2 separate regions of the Homo sapiens genome follow, and region 1 is linked to region 2. A link is a loop called in an ENCODE intact Hi-C map of the cell type or tissue named here. Cell type or tissue: MCF 10A. All regions are shown on one strand. Each heading gives the region's core, and the rest is flanking DNA. Links, peaks and the distances in the headings are about the cores only.

What was found. A loop is a pair of places that touch in the nucleus more often than their neighbours do. Peaks named below come from ENCODE experiments on the same cell type or tissue, not always from the same donor. Only the 100,000 strongest peaks of a DNase experiment are listed, where the experiment ranks them.
Region 1: it touches region 2 in a loop (9-fold over the local background); 3 of 110 quality-filtered maps call a loop at or near these places.

What each region holds. Positions count from the first base shown.
Region 1 is chr2:236,971,279-236,974,188 of GRCh38, forward strand. All of the region lies in intron 1 of COPS8-DT (COPS8 divergent transcript), which reads right to left. Among named protein-coding and RNA genes, the nearest start is that of COPS8-DT, 110 kb to the right of the region's middle. In MCF 10A, for the core only: no CTCF peak of the experiment used is centred there; a DNase peak (open chromatin) is centred at 1,663.
Region 2 is chr2:236,641,378-236,644,287 of GRCh38, forward strand. No RefSeq gene overlaps it. Among named protein-coding and RNA genes, the nearest start is that of ACKR3, 73 kb to the left of the region's middle. In MCF 10A, for the core only: no CTCF peak of the experiment used is centred there; DNase peaks (open chromatin) are centred at 1,444 and 1,834.

The sequences.
Region 1 (2,910 bases), core at 276-2,775, 330 kb after region 2:
GGCTGCCTGGGCTCCGACTGGGAACTCCATTTTCTATTTACAGCTTTTTCCTCATTTTGTTGTTGTTGCTGCTGAAAGTTCCTACACTTACAAACCTTTTATCTGCCAAGCCCCCGGGCTGACTATCACAGGACTGGAAGTGTGGCGGTGTGTTTGATGATGGATAAGCTCACCTCCATGCCTGCTCCCGATCATTTAGGACACAAAACTCTGTGCTCTGGAGCGAGCGTGGGCTGCCATCAGCTAAGCAGATGGATAATGTGGGAGACAGATCAGCACATCTGGCAGAAGAGGCCCAGAATTGGGTGACAATGAATGTTTTCATCTGGGCAGATGTAACAAAATCTCCTCGCTCCCTGCATGGACTACTCCTTGAGGAAGTAGCCCACGTCTGAGCAGCGTCTTGCATCAGTCACCACGCAGTTACTTCACTTCGGTGCCCTCGAGTGAGAAGTGGAGGAGGTCAACTTGATATAAAAGCTGTACAGCTAAGTTTTGCTCAGAAAGTACCTTGTAAAATAAACATATGGGTAAGGCCATTTAAAAGAGCCCATTATTATGTGTTAGATTATGGACGGAGCCCTGAGCAACCAGGAGCCAGGGCAGGGGGCTGAGTCCAGGGACAGAGGCGTTCCCAGGAGGAAGGGGCACAAACTCTGCACCTGTGATTCCAACTCATGCTCGCGTTTCAGCCGATCCGCCCCCCTCCTCTCCCCGATACTGCCCGAAAGCATTCTTTCCTATAACGTGCGTTTCCCGGGGCAGAATGTGTGTGGTGGCAGGAAATGAGGGCTGAGCGTTACCAGCTAGGAAGGGGTTTTTTGTGTTCCAACATTGAGGTCCTGGAGTTAGCTCTTGCCTCAAAACCCGGTTTCTTTTTTGCCAGCCCACCAGCCCAGGATGGGCTCACGCCGAGGCTGACGAAACCCAGTCCTGAGTCAAAAACATCTGCCTCCTGCCCGTTTTCTTTCCCAACTCCACATGGTGGGGCCTCCAGGGGCCTCGGGACCACCTCGACCGCATGTCTATGGGGTCAGATGCATCAGATACCATCGCCACCTCTGCCTTCTTATCACCAAGGCTGGCTCAGGGTGAGCCGAGCAGGAGGCTGTGGGCCTGACCTGTTGCTGCTTCCCTTATTTCATCCTTTTGTCCCCCAAAGGATGGGCCATTTGCCAAACAACAATGGAGGCTTCCCCGGGACCCTGTTTTCTTGACATTTCCCTTCTTTGGGACACTTCCCTCAGCACTCAGCCAGCAGCCCTGGAGGGTGCAAGGCATTTCACAGCAGGACAAGGGTCTTTGAGGGCAACATCTCTGTGCATTGAGGGTGCTGTATGTTTGGAGACCGACCTGGCTTTTCTCACTCTCCTAGCACTTCTAGTTTGGCTTCACCACCAACCTCCCCTGGAGACCGCTGCCTTTCTTCCAAGTTCTGGGGTCACTGAGGAAGCCGCTGCCTGTGCACTGCCCCAGCTCAGCCCCTCCTGGTACGAAGGTCATGGCATATCCATCACGACTGTAACCAGCAGATCCCTGGACTCTGCCCACAGAATTCCCCGAGCCGGGCCCTCCCTCCTCCTGACCGGGGGCAGCTCCTCCTCCCAGCCTCATCTGCTCTCAGGTTTCTCTGCTGTCTGCCTCACAGCCCCACCCCACATTCATCATGCTCTTTGAATTCAGAATTTCACTGAAATCCCCAAGGTCTTTCCTTACCATACAGCCTTAGTCACTAACTTCACAGATGTCATGAACTTCCCATTCCTCTTCTTCATGATCTCAGACAAATGTTAGCATCCAACTTTGCATTCTTACAACACAGCTATTATTTCATTATCATGATTATTCTTCATGCCACACTCTGAGGTTTGTTTCCGAATCAATAGAAGATCATAGGTTTGGCCCCTGGTGCTCACCTTGCCACGTCCACCTGGCTTTATTTTCATAGCATTATTCTTTTCTATTTGGGTAACGGGCTGGAAAACCTCCAAGTTGAGAGGCTGTGGCTTTTTCCCAAATCAGAAAGCAAGCTGAGGGTGGTAAAGGAAAAGAACCCTTTTTCTTTTAAACTTGCTTCATGGTTGAGAGGTTGTGTTGTCACATGTGTGTGAGCTTGTGCACGTATGCATTTGAATCTCTGTCTGTTTCCTTCTGATCTTGGCCATATGGCCACAGTGCCTTGGGATCAATCTGGGAAGGGATAGTGGACTCTGGTTTGGCAAACCTAACGTCCATTCCCAAATCACTTCTCTTTTTCCTGACTCCAAGAGGAGACTGAAAGAGCTAAATGCTCACTCTCCCAGTCTTTTCAGCAAGGGGCAGCCAGGGGATAAATATTTCATAAATATTCATGACTCCTCTTATACTTATTGAATATGTATATTTGGCCACCTGCTTCAGCATAAATTCCTGTCTTATTTTCTCCACCCTCAAAGTGCCTGTTTCCAGCTTCTGGCCGGAGGCTCTGCTTCCCAGCCTATCAGAATGGCCACCCTGCAGGATACAACCCTTTAGGAGAAATAAAGCTCTCCTTTCCAAATGCATGAACCTTGTCATTCTTCAGCTGACGGTAGGATTTCGGAAACTTCACAACAGAATTACATAAGTGTCTGCGGGGAGGGAGGGGAGCGACAGAGAGAATGCTGGGAGTGGGGAAGGTGAAACCACCTTTGCAAAATTATGCCAGTGAGAGAAATATGACATGCCTGACTCCATCTTGCCTCTAGCCTCACTGGCTGGATGTCTTTGCTCATTCTTGGGCGTGGGCCAAACTAATTTGGGAGAAATTTGGTTTCCAGTTTAAATAATGATAGCCCTTCCCCTAAACTCAACTTAGGGTTAGGGTTCTTGGTTTCATTAGTTCTAGGTCTCATCAGTTCTTGTAAAACTAATGAAAGACCACCAAGTTAG
Region 2 (2,910 bases), core at 265-2,764:
AGGTGTGGCTCTGGAATAAGGCAGGCCTGGGTTTGAATCTCAACTTTCCCCCTAACCACTATCATGGCCGTGGAGCTGTTACCAACTCTTCTTGCACAAGGCTGATAACATGCACGTGTAAGGACGTATGAAATAATGTATGCAAACAGCATCTATGGTTACGACAAATGAAGCCCGTGAAAATCAGTTGATTGCGTTGGCTCGGTACTCTGCGTGTCCTGGCCCCCACATCAGTGTTCCTTAATCTTTTTTATTTTTAAAGGCACAAACTCCTTTCAAAGCCTGATTAAAGCTTTGCATGCTCTCCCCGCAAAACCCACGCATACATTTTTCAAGGAATTTCAGATGTTGTATGGACACTGGTGTTGAGAATTGCTACTCTTGACTTGAGGACAGGACTGCTTTTGTGACTGCCATCTTATCTGTCATTGCGCCATGTACAAGTATAATCCTACACAAATGCTTTAAAGATAGAATTTGCAAAACTGGCATTGTGATATGCAAGGCATCCTATGCATAGACAAAAACTAAAACCACCATAAAAGGCAAGTTGGGATAATTGGGGAAATTTAAGTTGGGCGGTAGAGAAGATGAGATTGTTAAATTCATGTTTCCATTCTTAGGGGTGATCACACCACTTCGGTCACCTAGGGGAAGATCCTTGCTCTCAGGGTGGAACTGTCAATGCTGTAGCTCCATGCTCCTGGGGTCTTACGGCTTTCTAGGTCCCCACTAGGAGTGGGTCATTTCCCTGGCCAGCTCCTGTGAGTGGTCAGTGAGAATCAACTTGCTCTATTCAATCTTCCCTTAACTTTGCCCCTCAAATTCCTAAGCTCTATGGAAGAAGATTTTACTTCTTTCATAAGAAGTGGAGAGTTTCCCTAAGCCCTCCTGGCCATGGTACAAATACTTTCTGAGCTGATGGGTTTCCAGCTCGTAAACGGCCTTGGCACTGGAGTGGGTCTTTCTTGCCATGTTTCCGAACTAAGCATCATTTCTTTACTTTCTTGATGGGAGTTGGGTTGGGTGTACCAGGATGAGGCATTCTGAATCCTCAAATATCTTGGGATTGATTCTTCCCTAAAAGGCTGTGGGCATGTGAAAAAAGTAAACACCGGGGAAGTTAGGAGGCTGGGGTCTGAATGAACTTATTCTGTGACCTTGGACAAAGCATTTGATTTCCCGGGGCCTCTGTGTTCTTGGAGGCTACCTAAGGTCAGTGGACTCAATGCCTCTCAGTGAGTGGTAAACGTCTGAGCCACTCGTGGAATATTACAACCACGCAGAAATCCCAAACTTCCAAACACATGCCTGGCTTCCACTCCTGGGAGCTCTTAATCAGCAGGCCTGGGGTGGGGCCCGGTCTAGGGGAAAAAGTCCGCGTAATATTCTGATGCACACGTCTGTTGGGGAACCACGGAGTGGAATGACGTCCAACACAGCTCCTGCCAGAGGAGGGGCTGTTAAGTGGCTTCCAAAACAAGCTGAGGTTCAGAAACACAGCCCCGTGAGGCTGACTCAGTGTTGGGGCCATTCACATTCTTCCTGGATGAGGTCGCGTCAGGCAGTGCTCTTTTCTCCTCCACCCGTAGCTTACAGATGTGGGGTGCCTCCCTCCAGCTGAGGGAGGGAGTGTTTTCACGCACGCTGGCCGGCCCTGTGCCTTCCAAGGGGTCGTTTGAACTCAAGTGCTGCAGTCGAGGCAAAGGAGTCCCTGGGATGACAGTTGAGGTGGGTTTCAAAGAAGCCTATTTTCAGCCCGGGAGGGGCCGGCTTCTGCACTCTCCGAGTTTCCCTGGAGTGCTGTCACCAGCCTCTGGCTGCCAGATTTCACAACCGGTGTCTGGGTTTGCTAGAATCACACCCCCTTTCCAAGGAGAAGCCAAGGCTTGACCTAGCCACGCTTTTTGTGTGTTAAACACGAAGCTGATTCTGCTCCCCAAAATGAGAATTAACATCCTGGGAGTGTCAGAGGCTGGTTTTCCTAAGGATTTTAGGGATTTTGGATCTTGTTTCTTCTAGGGTTCACATCTTAAAATATGGTAGCCCAAGTAATGAATTGCCTCAGAACACATTTATGCAGCCTCTAGTTGTCCTCTGTCCAACATCTCGAACAAACTCTGAATACCTTCCTTCTGGGCCCTTCTTTCTGAGAAGCCCAGGTGAAGGGCACTGATGCCTCAGTTGGGAGGGACTCCATGTTTGACTGGGTTGCGCGTCCTATAAACTGGCCACAGTTCTCCTCATGTTACCATGGTCCCCTGGCCATCACTGCCTTCCATGGCCCCTGGAAAGGAGTATTTCTGGCCCCTTGATCTCCTGAATGACACCAGGCAGCCCACCTGTGCACTCCAGGTACCATCTCCCCACGTCAGTCACGCTTCCAGACTCAGTCCTCCCGAATAGTACGCACTGCAGCCTATGAGAAAGCAGAGTAAAATGTTATCTTCAAACACTCACAAAGTATGTGTAGTGGATTGTATGGTGGCCCGTTTGAAAAAATATCTTCACATCCTAGTCCCTGGGACCTGTGAATATTACCATATTTGGAAAGAGTCTTTGCAGCTATAATTAAGCTAAAGATCACGAATGACAAGTGGTATGGTTTGAATGTGTCCCTCAAAAAGCATGTGCTGGAACACCTTCTGCCATGGGCTGATGCAGCAAGAAGGTCCTCACCAGATGCAGGCTCCTTGACCTTGGGCTTCTCAGCCTCCAGAACTTGAGAAATAAACTTCTTTTCTCTGTCAATTACCCAGTCTGTGGTATTCTGCTATAGCAGATGAAAATTGACTAATACAAGTGTCCTAATAAGAGGCATATAGAGGGGAGACACAGAGGACAAGGCAATGTGACTGTGGAGGGTAGAGATGGAAGTGATGAGACCACATGTCCAGGAATGTCTAGAGT